3 separate regions of the Homo sapiens genome follow, and all the other regions are linked to region 1. Evidence: chromatin loops called from intact Hi-C (ENCODE). Cell type or tissue: B cell. All regions are shown on one strand.

Region 1 (5,000 bases):
AAATGAAGAATGGCACAGAAGCTAGAAGGGCAAGGGAGGTTAACAGGTGTAAGAGTTTTTGTTGTTATTTGTTTTTTAAGACAAATGAAAATTTATAACAATTAATTCTTTATAAAGTTCCTAGATAACATACAACCTTAATCCAATTTAGAGCTCTAAGGAGGAAGGCCATTAAGAAATGATGACTAAGGCTAAATGGAAGAAAGTATTGTTACCTAGAAAACTTTGGACCCTCCATTAGACCAGACCTACGATAAAAAGGGAATTTACAGGCACCCTAACTACATATCAAAAGCAAACCTTTTCTAAATGATAACTGGGGTAAAGGGAAATAGCCTGAGGGACTACTTCAAGAACAGGTGAAAATGCAAAGCCGTATCAGATGGTCTTTTAGGAGGATATCAGTATGCCTTGTAAACAAATTGTTTGTAAGCGATGGATTAAAATCTCTTTGGTAATAATTGATCAAATGCAGTAAGTTTACATCAATAAAACAGAGCAATAGTAATTGTGTTATTATCTGTCACTGGTTCAATTTGATGTTTAAAATGTACTGTTAGGAATTGCTTAAATATCTGTCTGAAGTATCAGAATTGTACTGTTACAGCATATGAAACATGTAAATATCATCTGATCCTGCTCTAACCAGACCCTTACACCAAACCATCACCGAGTGACAAGGTTTTCCGGAACACCCTAAAACTTTTATCAAAGGGGGCTGATCATAACAGGTAATTAATTCAAACTACCCAAGGGTGCCACTATCAGTTGGTGCAGACCCTTCGTCCTCTTGGGCCCAGGGAACCTCGAAGCACCTGCACTGCTACAGACACACACACCACCACAGGAGCTGCTATTGGCCTTAGCTTTCCTGTCCCTCCACCCCAACCTGCCCAGCTACCATGACTTACAAGTGGTGCCCATAAAGTGGAACAGATTGCAAATGGACTACCATTTATATTGCATTTCTTTTTCTAGATGAACATGATTTTGAGGTAATCAGTGGTTAATACCAACATCCTGGTGAAATACAGACACAAAACCTCCCACTATAACTTAAGCTAGACCCAACCCATATATACCAGTAATTCAATCAGCTACAACTGTAATTACAGAACTCAATGCCATATAAATCTCACTACATATTGAAACTTAAGGCATTCCAGAAACCATCTTGAAGATGTATGTATATTTAAATATAAAGGATTGGCCTCAGAATATTTCTAAGTTGTGAAGATGTCAACAGAAATTTTAACAATTAAAATGGACAAATATCAGCTTTCCTCTTTGGGAAAATTTTATGTTTTTGCAGACATGTCTGAAATGAAAATTTGCCCCTATATTTTTTTCTTTGAGAATTGCACTTTTCTGACAGCAATATGCAGTTCCACGCAGTTCCACCCACTTCCCACTGCTTTTCAGACTCATGTGGCAGAAGCGCCACCAAAATACACATACATATTCATAAGCTGTCTGAAGCATTAATTCCACACATGGCAATGTATACTTGCATCTGTGGTTGGAGCTTCTAATTTGCAAAAGCAAATATAATGTGTCTAAAAATCTTGATGAGTGAGCCTTTCAAATTCAAGCCCAGAACATTAAGGATCCATGTATACATAATTTCAAGCAGCAATAGGCTAAAGTCTTCTGACTACCTAATATAATTCTCTCCAAGTCAGTGTCACTGTATGAATATGATTATTGCCCATGTTAATTTCTCTAATTTACTTCTTACATCTATTTCAGGTTATAAATATTCATAATTGTAGTGCTCTGGTAGTAGCCCCCCACCACTAGTCTACACTAAATTGTACTTGCTATAATATAAATCTATTTTCTCCCATTCTAATTTATGAAATGGCTGAGAAAAATGGCTTGCAATATCTTTTCAGAATAAAAATATAACCCAACCTTTTTTATTCAGTGTACAATGAGCTATTGGAGGAAATCTTGATTCACAAAAAAATTCAATAATCTTCCACATCACTGATTCTTTTTCTTTTCTTTTCTGTTAAATAATAATCTCATCAGTAGTTGAGCTGTTCTACCCCCTCTGTCCTTGAGTTCTAATTTTGCTGCAGGAGCGTAAAAGAGCACATCTCACTTTTACTCCTCTTTCTTGGGTGGGAGTACCTCCACGATTTGGCAGCTGCTTAAGTCAAGAAAATCCCTGCTTTGCTAATTCAGAATTCTTAAGCAAAGAAATTTGCACATACTAAGTGTTGGACAAATAAAGAATTAAAGGATTGGCATCAACCTAAAAGTATTAAAATAGTATGCAAGAATCAAAGTTGTAGACTTGCTAATTTCTTGGCAAATTTCAATATGACAAAAGTCATTAAAAGGTGAAAACCTCAATTAAACAAGTAATTGTTTTAACATGGTTAAACAAGTGATATTTTAATGAACTGACTCTGTAAATCTTGGTGAAAGAAAACAAATTGCTTCCCTACTAATATTTTGGAAAAGATAACAAATTACTTTGCTTGAATTTTGATTTTTTGTTTATTTGCACTGATTTTATTAATCATTCCAGTGGTTCAAAACAGACACCTGAAATTGCTCCGGGATTCCTAAAGAAAGCATACTGCCATTGTTAAAGTTTTGTTATTTATAGCACAGATTTTCTTCTAAAAGGCTGCAATAGCAAGGATTAAAAATGTTTATTAAATAATCTTGCAAATGAACATAAAATCTTCAGAAGCCAAACACTGTCCTTCGGCAGCACTGCACTCTCTTACAGAGTGTCTTTGGGGGAGCTATTTAACTACAAATAGTTTCATCTTCCAGGAAGACCCAAACTGCTTATGTAGATCTGATCCTCATTATTTGCCAATTCCTCATTTGCAAATTCATCTACTTGCTAAAATGTATTTATGACACCAAAATAAATACTGCAGTGCTTTCGGGGTCACTTGCAGACATGCACGGAGTGGCAAGAAAATGAACTACCCAATGTACACATTCCCAGCTTACACTGCCTTCTTGTTTCAGTTCTCAATACTCTCAACAGTGTTCTTTTCATGGTCTATTTAATGCCACATTTTTTGCATTTTGTGCTTCTTCTTGGTGATCGTGCTGCTCAAAAGGAGCCCCAAGCATAGTGCTGAAGTGCCGTCTAGTGTTCCTAAGTGCAAGAAAGCTGTTATGTGTCTCACAGAGAAAATACATGTGTTAGATAAACTCAGTTCAGGCATGGGTTTGACCGCTATTGACCATAAGTAGATTAAAAAAGGTGTCTTTAAAACAGAAACACATGAGATTATGTATAGGTCGTTCAGAAAAATGTGACAAGAGACTCACAGGAACTAACCCACCCTGTATTTCTCCCAGGAGAAATGGTTCAGTATTTGCTAACTAAGATGATGTGACAGAACAGAACTTCCACAAATAATAAGCATCAACTGTATATCTCCAATCAACTTGGCTGTGATATCCCATTCCAAGGAGAGTCCGCACTGGTTGCGTAGAGGCGTGCTTGCATTTGTTTAACACTCTGTTCCTCCCTGTGTCCACTTCTACTTCATTAAAACCTGTGTTCTAGACCCTGGGGTTTTATTGGTGGGTTAACTCTGATTTGCAATTGACAAAAAAACTTTTATGGATTCACCACAATAACTTTGGGCCTAATAATGAAATTTTCGACTGAAATCCAAATTCCTAAAATCACTACTCTGCTTTTCAGTGTCTTCATATTTGGTAAGTCCACATGCAGGAAAATATTTGACTTGCTTTACCTTATGAAAACTAAAAGTAAAATTGTGAACACTACAGACTCTACACATAGACATGCTGATGTCAAATCACAGGAAAAAAAATGTGTGTTTTCTGTTATTTGAATTTTTTGAAATGAGTATCTTCAACAATTTTATAAATCTTTCCCTGGACAGCTATAATGTGACCAACTTTAAGTTGTGACATCCCTCTATTTTTTCAATCACCTTGAAAAACAGTCCAGTCCTTCATCCCTTTCCTTCTAGCTCCACACTTGGTCCCTTCATGATAAGACCCCTGGCACCAATCCTCCCTATTTAAAATAAAATTACTATATGGTATATACATTTTAAACTTTAAAACACTTTTAATTTGAGAGTTTAAAGTAATGCAATAAAAATGCTAGTGTAATATTTTGTCTATTTAACTGTCAGAACCTGTATCAGCCCATTAGTCAAGGTTCTCCAGAGAAAGGGGACCCAAGTGTGTGTGTGTGTGTGTTTGTGTGTGTGTGTAAATGTCTCATGCCATTGTAGAGACTGGAAAATCCAAAATCTAAGGGCAGGCAAGCTAGCTAGAAACTCAGGCAGGAGCTGGTACTGCAGTCTTGAGGCAAAACTTCTTTTCAGTTTTTGTTCTTGAGGTCTTCAACTGATTGATGAGGCCTCCCCACATTATCAAGGCTAATGCCTCTACTTAAAGCTTACTGAATATGGATGTTAACCATACCTACAAAAAACCTTCACAGCAACACACAGATAAGTGTTTAATCAAGAACTGGCCTCCACAGCCTGGCTAAGTTGACACGTGTAGCTAGCCATCACAGTACCTTAAACGATAAAGTTGCCTCCAATGAACATGAATAAGCAGTAGGGAAAAAGAACCACTTGAGGCAATCGCCTTGATCTTCAATCCCAGCTGTTTCACTAACAGTGTGGTTTTAAGAAAGTCATTTTTTCTTTCTGAACCTCAATATGCTTATTAAAAAACAAAACAAAACAAAAAACAAGTGGGGAGTATTAACACTTAGGTTTTGGTGGTCTTATATGAATTACATGAAGAGCTTAAGGCAATCAATGAGTGGCAGTAACTATGCTATTAGGGTCTACGTGTTTTTTTTTTTAGATGGAGTTTCGCTCTTGTTGCCCAGGCTGGAGTGCAATGGCACAATCTCGGCTCATCGCAACCTCCGCCTCCCAGGTTCAAGCGTTTCTCCTGCCTCAGCATCCCCAGTAGCTGGGATCACAGGCATGCGCCAACACACCTGGCTAATTTTGTATTTT
Region 2 (5,000 bases), 210 kb after region 1:
GTAAAGCGAATGTGTGGAAATTATCAGGTTGGTGTAAGCGTAAGTGCAGTTTTTGCATTACTTTTAATGGCAAGAACTGCACTCACATTTGCAGCAAGCTAATAGAAAACGAGGTGAAAAGAAAAGGGGTCTGAGTGAGAAATAATTCTGGACAGCATCCCGTGCTCTAGTTCTGGTACCTCTCAAGGCCATACTGCACTTCTGACCTTTGATTCTTGAAACAGTGCTTTATGCTTAAGCTAGCTGGCTTTTTTTTTTGTTGTTGTTGTTACTGGCAACCCAGAGAGTCCACAGTAGATTAGTTCAACATGCAACCTAAGAATTTACTTAAATTTCTGAACGACTTACGAGAGATACCAAAGAGATAAAAAGATAAAATTTTGCTTTGGATTAACTTAAAATCTTATTGGGAAAACAAGGCTTATGTTTATGACAAAACTCTGCACAACAATGCAGCATATTCCATAATGAGTATTTTGGGACATAATTATGTGCAGTAGAAAATGGAGAAATCTGTGTGGGCTCTAGCAGTGAAGGAAGAGATTGGAGGAATAATCTTTTATGTTAAACCTTGAATGATGAGTAGCATTTAGTTAAATAAAAAGTGAAGTGTGTTCTAGATTAAGAGATAAAGTAGCCAAGAATGACAGTAGTATTTGCAAGACTATAACTAAAGATGAAATTTGAGATGAAAGATGAGATTGGGTTGGGAGGGTGGAGTCAGATGACGGAGAGGCTTGAATTCCAAAATGAGGGATTATTTGCACTTTCTGTAATCAAGTAAAAGAGGAGTTGCAGACACTTGAGTAGTAGTGTAAAGTGACCAAATCTGTGTTTAAAAAGTTGAATCTCGCTGTGGTATGTTGTATAGTTTAGAGGCAAGTGTACTAATTTGGAAGATAGTTTATTTCTTACAGTTATTAGAGTGAGGTGAAAAATAGGACATGTGGAAGGAAAAACATAGTAACTTGAATCAGTGCTTCTCAAAATTACTGTATGCAAGAGTCACCTGGGGATCTTCTCAAAATGCAAACTTTTATTCAGTAGTTCCAGACTGAGGCCTGAAAATCTGAATTTCTAACCATCTCCTAGCTAATACCTATGCTGCTAGTCTGTGGATCGCACTGTGAGGGGCCAAGATTTGAAAATGATGATCTAATCTGGTGTGATGAAGGAAAGTAAAAGAGTCAAGGATGACCCCAAGGTTTCTAGTGTGCTACAGTTGACAGAAGAGAGAGAAAAAGGGAACTGGAAACATCTATTGAGTGACTACTGTTTGTTATTTTCTTTTATCCTGAGGCTCCATCTTACAAATAAATTCATTCATTCACCTAACACTTATTTCCTGAGTACCCACTAAGTGCCAGGCATTATTGTAAACCCTGTGGATTCAGTAATGAATAAAACAACTTAATAAGAAAACTCTGCTCACGATTTAAGGGGGAAGATAAATAAAATAATTAAAATATGTAGTATTAAAATTGGGAAAACCAAGTAAATAATCTTAAGTAACGTAGATATAACTTTGGCTGAGTCTCAGTCATACCAGTCACAGTGAACAACTTCTGCATAACACAGATATGACAGATTTACAAGACAGTCAAAATATATGTTGAAACTAAAACTATTTTTAAATCCTTTGAAAGGATTTTACTGAGTTAATAAAATATTGCTGAAAGGTCTAGATATTTTAGATGTGTTTCACTTGAACATATTTTTAATGAAAGCATGTACAAGAATGTGTAATGGAATATTTTGCAGCTTTTACAGTCATTCATCTCAGAACAAACATCTGTCTTGCTATTCAGTTGATGTATGGGCTAAGAGCTTATTTCCTATTTATAAGAGGCCTGCCTATACATTCCTCTTTGTTTCTTACCATAGATCACACAGAGGCATTTCTTTCCAAATCCACTGTAGAAATGTATTTCTATAGTAAATTGTAGGAAACACTATGGGATTAATTATTCAAAGAAAACAAAGAAACAGATTAAGAAATTTATGCTTGTATGTATATATCTATCTACATTTGTACTCCCACCATCTATGAATCTGTAAAAAAAGAATAAATAAAATGTAAACGGAAGCCTATTAAACAATAATTGCTATAAAACAATAGTTTCTCATCTTCAAAAATTTATATTTAAAAATTGCTAAATGTATCTTTGTTCACTAAGCACTTTAATTAACATCTATAACATGGTGATTATATTATTCAACATTTAAATGCTTAATTTGCAATCTGGAATTGCAGGCATTCCCTGATAAAGATATATTTTCATTTGTTGCATTTGTATTTTTAGTAGAAGGCAAAAATAAGAAGATACTTATATGGTAATATGATACTAGATCTGTAAACAAAAGTTTTAGTCACTCTTTTCCACGGCACTTGAGATTTAAAACACGGTAACAGTATTTTTATGTGTTGAAATGTCGGGTATTTTCATGTTATGAGAGGTTTGAAGTGCTGTACCTGCCATCTACTGGAAGTCTATGGGAGGTACATTTCCCTACTAGCAACTTAAGGCCTCCAGAGAGTCTAGAAAATGCTATCAGTGCTATTGAGGAAATTGTATCACAGGCTGTGAGGTCCTTTATTGCTGCTAAAGAAAATTAAAGATAAAATTATCTCATTAATCACTGGTTAAAGTACAAAATGGATCCATTTAAATTTCAGTAGGCGAAGTATAAAGAGTGGTTCACTTTTGAAATGTTATGGTTACTAGAAGGCCAGGAGCAGAGACTAACAAATGTCCTTCCCAGCATTCTTACTAAAGACAGCGCTGTAGCCCTGGAAAAATACGTGCATAAATTATAACTATTGCAAGTAGCTCTTAGCATCTAGGGTAGCCAGGCTTCTGAGATCTTCTCTAGTAACTTCTGTTTAATATTTCCGGGCTCATCTGGATTGTGAGAATAAGGGTAAGTGTACATGCAGGAGAAGACAGCATAAGCGGAGACTAGCTGAAATGTTGAAGTACTGCAAAGAATGAAACACCATAGTTAGTTCTTGAAATACATGCTTTGTGACTATATTTAATTCTTTCAACTATGCTCTGGGTTAGAATAGTTAACTCCAGATGTTCATATAACCTAGACACCTACAATTCCAGTTTCCTAGACTTTTCCTATTCAAATAATGTCGGTACATTTTCTTATCCTAAATAATTTAAATCTATCTAATGGCTCTTTTTTTTTCCTGAGTTAAAGAAAACAAACAAACAAAAAAGAAAACAAATACTAAGGGTTACTTAATTCATCTTTTATGAATGACTTTAAAAATTATGATTAGATAAACTTAAAAACATAAAATCTTTTAGCTTTTAATCATTCTGTACTTTCTGGTAACTAGAATAAATTCTTAGAAGTAAGCTCTAGAATGACATGATCATACTCATTTACAGTGTGAGGGTTTCATATGGATAAAGATTAATAGTGGCACTAAGAGGTAGAATAATTTAACTCAAGGTCATGCAATTTAGTGGCAGAGCTTAAACTATAATCCAGGTTGTTTTACTCTAGTCACTTGCTATATCTACTACCTTGTAGAAAATTGAAAGATTAGTAAACTGATGATTGCCTTGAATGTAATTATAAAATATATATCGGACTTGAAATTAAAATAGGCATGCCCTTGAGCAATTGTCATGTGAGAGAAGGGAAAGTAGGGGAGGAAGTATGAAGACATTTGCCAGAGGTGTCCTTGGCATTCTTTGAAATTCAAACAAGGAGATCATTCTCCGCGTCAGGGTCTCAGACTTAAATTAGGCCTCCCTTTACTTAAGCATACTGGAGAGAACACATAAAGGCAAAGGTGTCTGGGATTAGAGAGAAAGTTAGAAAGACAAGTGGCAGCCAGATATTTCTAAGGCTAAGTGATGACACAGTAGAAAGTCTATGTCTAGCAATATGACAGATTGAAGACCCTGAAAATCCTACTGTAAACACCTGTAAGTATGGGATAAAAACATAATGAGCATTGTTTAAAACGCATAGCCAAACTCACAAAGAAGTATGTAAAATCCCCTGGGGCTAAAAGCAAGGAGAAAATGGAAAGACAGATTAGTAAATGGATGCTGACACTTTGTCAGCTTGAGTTGGGAGTTGGGAGGAGTATTAGTCAGTCTTGCTATTGAAGGGAGTTGAATGAACATGATGGATCGAAAGACAAGGCCTTGGAACTGCTTGAGTTGGGGAGTTGGACTGGCAAACTCTCACTTCACAGACACATTCATAAAGCCAGGACAGATAAAGGGCTCTGCCCTACAGGAAAGGGTAGATAGGGAGAAATCTGTCTACTAGCAAAGTGAAATGACCTTGTTGAGTTGACCTGGGATCTAGATAGGAAAGAAAAGGCTACATCAACACTTTGCAATCACAGAAAGAGCAAATTAGACCCTGGGAGCTTCAGATAATTAAAAATCAAAACACATCACAACATGTTTAAACTGATTAAAATAAATAGAGGAAAAAATCAAAAGTCTAAGAAATTAATGCTATCAAAATACACAGAATACTTTGCAGCAATTTAGAAAAACTAGACCTATATATGCTGATATGTAAAGATCTTCAAAATTTATTATTTTCAAAAAGCTAGATATAAAAGCATCCTAGAGGGTAAGTCCATTGTTGTTGGCCATTGTTTTTTTTTGAGACAGAGTCTTGCTGTGTTGCCCAGGCTGGAGTGCAGTGGCGTGATCTGGGCTCACAGCAACCTCTGCCCCCTGGGTCCAAGTGATTCTCCCACCTCAGCCTCTCGAGTAGCTGGGATTACAGGTGCGAGCCTGATTGTTGTATTTTTAGCAGAGATGGGGTTTCACCATGTTGCCCAGGCTGGCCTTGAACTGCTGACCTCAAGTGATCAGCTTGCCTTGGCCTCCCAAAGGGCTGGGATTACAGGCGTGAGCCACTGTGCCCGACCCCATTGTTGTTTAAAAGAATTTAAAAGGCACTTGTGTGTTTGCTTTAAGGATGTTCATTTTCTTTATATTTAATCCTAA
Region 3 (5,000 bases), 60 kb after region 1:
ACCAATCAATGTATCGTGAGTTCAATGCACTAACTGACTGTTCATGTGTTTATCTAAATACTCAAGAGAGAAGGAGCCCAGATACCATGAAGTCCAGGAAAGAGTCCAAGTACCATGGGTCCTGAAGGCCTGCTGAAGTTTGGGTACCTAAAATAGGAACAGACTCCCGGGCACATCTCTGAGGCTGGTAAGCTAACATGAGTAAAATCACTCCACTGGAACTCCTGCTCCAAGTCTTTCTTCTGTAGCCTAATCCATTTGCCTCGGTATGCAGAACATCAAGAGTCACTTGGTGATCCTGAGTTAAAACAGCTCGAGCCTAACAAGGGAACAGTTCCTCTGGAATCACCAGTCACTTATTTCTGGGACAGTAGTAGGGAAAAGAAAAGAGACTTCAGGATCAAACAAACCCAAGTGTGATCAAACCCAACTGCATTTACTAGCCCTGTAATCTGGGGCAAATATCTTAACCTCTCACCTCCCTTGCCTTCTTTATCTACAAATGGTCTTCTTATGAACCCTTCAGGACTGTAGTAAAGACCAAATGGTATCATGAATATATGTGAAATACTAGCATACTTAGGCAGTCAGAAAACATAGTCATTAATATTGTCATTGTTATTGTCATTGTTTTGGCTCAACATGCTGACAGGCCAGAATATGGGCCTCAGGAGCATGAACCCTATCCACACTACCCTCATTTGCAACCACCCAGCTTATAAAAGGCAGAAAATAAAAATGCATGAGAGCCATCAGAGAAAACAACAACAACAAAAAAGAAACACCAGTTTTTTCATGGAAGGAAGAGAAAAAGTTAAAAAGCAAGGCTGCACACCTTACCTGGGCAGGAGACTGAAAGGAATTGTTGGCCTTCCTGACAGACCCAATGGCCTCCTGCCCACAGTAGGTCCTCTACATTCTCTGAGGATTTTCACATAGCTTTTTCAGGTAGCTCAAAATGCCAGCAATTAGTGATTCAAGTGTCCTCTTCAGAAAATGCAAATACCTTCGTTCAGGTTAGGGTTATGCTTATATTATGTCTCATTCATACACTTAGAAGAAGTTGTTCAGTCAAACTGCTCCCCTCTAAGAAAATGCTAGAATGCCACAAAGCACTTTTTATGAGTAAAGCAGGCTGCGGGGAGGAGAAAGGAGGACTGAAAAAGGCAGCGAGGGGAAACAGGGGAAGTCTAAGGTGGTGAAAATCTGATAGAAGAATGTGAAACCAAAACTAGCTTATTTAAAAATCTCCCTAAAAGATGACTGCCAATTCTACAGCAAAAGACTCCTCTCCACATTTTCTCTCATTTTCCTTGGTTCTGTCCTCCTAAGAACCAGAGTGGAGTCTCCTATCATAGTACCACAGTGAAATTTTTAACATGGGTTCAAGGAGATTCTGTGAGCCAGCTAAGAAATTTAACTTTAGTTGTTTAACTTTTTTTGTATGAGAAAACTAGTTCTGAGTTCATACAACTCACTTACATAAGTCACTGAAAGCAGAAAGTAAACTGTCTTGCTTAAGATCAACAATTATTTCATTAAACAAATAAATGAACAGATACATCAACAAATGAATAAATTAAGGGGAGGGCTTCCTGATTAGACTCACCCCTGATCTCAGTTTGGTTTTCTTCTAAGCACCTATCACCATCTGACCTCATAATTCATTGACCATCTTCCCTACTAGAACATAAACTCTATGAGGGTACAAACTGGTTTTTACACTACTGTTGTCCTCACCTATAATAGTGTATGGCAAATTGTACATGCTCAGTAAATATTTGTTGAATAAGTGAATAGCTGAACTGAACAGGAAATGTCTCTATAAGACCTTTGAGGTTTAACCCTAAGACTTTAAGAGTAATGCTCCAGTTCCCTCCCTCGCCCAGTTCCCCATTTCTAGTTTCACACCAGAAGAACATGACTACGTTCTGAGCTTGTGATCATTTCCCTTTAAATAATGCCCTATGGATCACTTCGAAACACTAGAGATTACTTGTCATGATACTGGTTACTGTCCCTACTTTTCCCCTGGGATTTTTTTTTTCTTAATGGCAAACCTTCAAAGAGGTTCCACCTGCACCAAAAATAGAAAATTCCACATAAATATAATGGCTTTCCCTGCTCTTTTTTAAGTACCTTAAACTCATTATCTTTTATCTTTGAGAAGATCTCTGAAGCCAAATCACACAGAACTGAAAGATATTCTCATTTCTTTTTCCATAGGAAAAACAAAAACAAAAAACTCTGCTATTTAGAAAAAATGCTGGGAGGGGGCACTATAACCTATTGCACCTATAAGTGTCTGTAAGTCACTTCCCCTGGCACCATCTGCTTCCAATATTACAAGTCTCCTCTATTTGAATAATGACACAATACCTTTTCCCCCTAATTGATTACTATCTTTTTAATTACAAAAAGGTCTTTACTACTAAACCAATGGCAAAAAGCAGGTCATACTAACTGTTATAAAATAATATAGCATTTCCCCACTTGCAAAGATTCATACATTAAATGTCTGATAATTCTCAAAATCAGTTAGGCCATCAAAAGTCAAAGCCAAGCTGCTTGTAAATCACATTTAAAAATCTGACAGTAAGCTGGGCGCCGTGGCTTATGCCTGTAATCCCAGCACTTTGGGAGGCCGAGGCGGGTGGATCACGAGGTCAGGAGATTGAGACCACCCTGGCTAACATGGTGAAAGCCCGTCTCTACTAAAAATACAAAAAGAAATTAGCCAGGCGTGGTGGCTCACACCTGTAATCCCAGCACTTTGGGAGGCTGAGGCGGGTGGATCACGAGGTCAGGAGATTGAGACCATCCTGGCTAACACGGTGAAAACCCATCTCTACTAAAAATACAAAAAATTAGCCGGGCATAGTGGCGGGCGCCTGTGGTCCCAGATACTCAGGAGGCTGAGGCAGGAGAATGGCATGAACCCAGGAGGCGGAGCTTGCAGTGAGCTGAGATCCTGCCACTGCACCTCAGCCTGGGCAACAGAGCAAGACTCTGTCTCAAAAAAAAAAAAAAAATCTGACAGTAATAATGTCTTTATATTCAGTCAACAAGCTTCCTCATGTAGATAAATAAGTAAAATAAAATAAACTTCACTTTATAACTCTAATCTCATTATAAGAATTCGAACACAGAAAAGGAAATTTATTAACTAATTACTATGAAGTTATATGGCTTGGTAGTAAACATTCAAAGCATGCAAAAAGACGTGGAATTCTTCAGTTGGAGACAATACTCAGGAAATAATATAGTTTTTTAAATAATTAATTATAACATACTCAGTCTAAGATATTTCTTTAAAAACAATGCATAATTAAAATTATTCACATATATCTGAATGAGTAAACAGATTTTGAATGGAACCAAATACATTAAAGTGTACTTGTGAGTTTTTAGAACACTTTCTTATATAATTCAGTACTAGTCAAATTAACTCTTCATTCCTAGAGACTTAAGGGCAAAAGGTTGCAAGGCTTAAGTAGTAGTTTTGAAAAATTAACACTTTACTACTCAGAATACATGTGAATAAATGTGCCACATCTACAATCTGCAAAACAAGTTCACTTCTTTCTGCTGTGGGTGCTATTCCTGAAAAAATCAAAGCGATTATAAAACAGGCACCTTGTTTTTTTAGACATGACCCACTGTGTTGCAGCGAAGGCTGCGGAGGGAAAAAAGTTCTATTGCAGCAAGCAAATGGCTACACTTTTCTGAAAGAATGAAATCCAAACTAAATCACATCGTGTGTAGCTCAGAAAGGGACATGAAGATACTCTTCTTAATGTAAGGCAAGATAGGTGATATATCTCCTAATGGTAAAAGCTGCAAGATAAGAAAGAGGTCTTGCCTGAGAACCAGCTACTCAGAGTTGCTGCAATCAACCCAAGAAACACTACATTGAGATATCACGTTAATTCAAACTTGAGCTCATTCAGCTCAAATATCACCTGGGGAAGTTGTTGCCCAGAGCTGATACAGGAAGATACTTGTTTTACAGCTATAACTTTAGAAATTAAATTTAAATTACTGATATAATTTTAAGATTCCATGTATTGCAAATGCCTTTTCACTTAATAAACATACCTATGTGTATTTAAACATGTACAATTTAGGAACTGCCTTTAAAATATTACCTCCTGTCCTTTTAAGTAGGTGTTCTTCCTCTCCCTTCATAGATAAGGAAACAGATACTTAAATAATTTAAATGACATTCCTAAGGGCACTGGATAATAAGTTGACTCAAATTTAGGTTATTTGACTCCAGGAGCAACTGACATTCCACTAAACCAACTTTCCAGCTTTTCCCAGATCTTTATCTTCCCCAATTATGGGTTAATTCCGTAATTAGTTTAAAAATTCCACACTTACTAAAAGAATATACCAGTCCAATTTTCGAACCTAGATGAAATGGACCTCCCCTTCCATTACTTACTTTTTAATATTTGTATTAAAAATTATTTCAAAATATACTAAACAAGCCAAATTAAACTCATTTGTCTGCCAGAATAAAGTACAAATGGCAAAATTTAGCCCAACAAACTATGACTAGCACCTCTTAAACTGAATATAACTTATAGCAAATGACAGCTTTGAAGAAAAAAAAATGGAATGGAGAAAAGAGGGCTTTCTGTTTGATTGGTGCCACTTCTCACAAACTGAGATGGTTTTAGCTTGGTAATCTCAAATACCAGATGCCCTGACTTGTACAAACTATATCCTGACACACCTTCACTAAAAGATTTTATACCATACATAACCTGACCTTACCTCTTCAAGTGTTTTTAAATTGTATTTATAATTTTTTTATATTTTATTTTTGTGCATATGTAGTAGATGTATATACTTATGTGGTACATGAGATATTCTGAGACAGGCATGCAATGCATAATAATCACATCATGGAAAATGGGGTATCCATCCCCTCAAGCATTTACTCTTTGTGTTACAAACAATCCAATTATATTATTTTATTTAAAATGTATAAT

Evidence for each region. Hi-C counts contacts between places; a loop is a spot of excess contacts. Peaks named below come from ENCODE experiments on the same cell type or tissue, not always from the same donor. Only the 100,000 strongest peaks of a DNase experiment are listed, where the experiment ranks them.
Region 2: a loop joins it to region 1, with 23 times the contacts of the local background. A loop is called at or near these places in 3 of 110 quality-filtered maps.
Region 3: a loop joins it to region 1, with 2.4 times the contacts of the local background. A loop is called at or near these places in 2 of 110 quality-filtered maps.

Annotation. Positions count from the first base shown.
Region 1 is chr14:29,796,867-29,801,866 of GRCh38, forward strand. The region is part of intron 1 of PRKD1 (protein kinase D1); the gene reads right to left. Among named protein-coding and RNA genes, the nearest start is that of PRKD1, 130 kb to the right of the region's middle. In B cell, no CTCF peak of the experiment used is centred here; a DNase peak (open chromatin) is centred at 3,035.
Region 2 is chr14:30,002,836-30,007,835 of GRCh38, forward strand. No RefSeq gene overlaps it. Among named protein-coding and RNA genes, the nearest start is that of PRKD1, 77 kb to the left of the region's middle. In B cell, a CTCF peak has its summit at 2,487 (motif pointing left); a DNase peak (open chromatin) is centred at 2,476.
Region 3 is chr14:29,856,592-29,861,591 of GRCh38, forward strand. All of the region lies in intron 1 of PRKD1 (protein kinase D1), which reads right to left. Among named protein-coding and RNA genes, the nearest start is that of PRKD1, 69 kb to the right of the region's middle. In B cell, no CTCF peak of the experiment used is centred here; DNase peaks (open chromatin) are centred at 1,210 and 1,880; H3K27ac peaks cover 1,548 bases.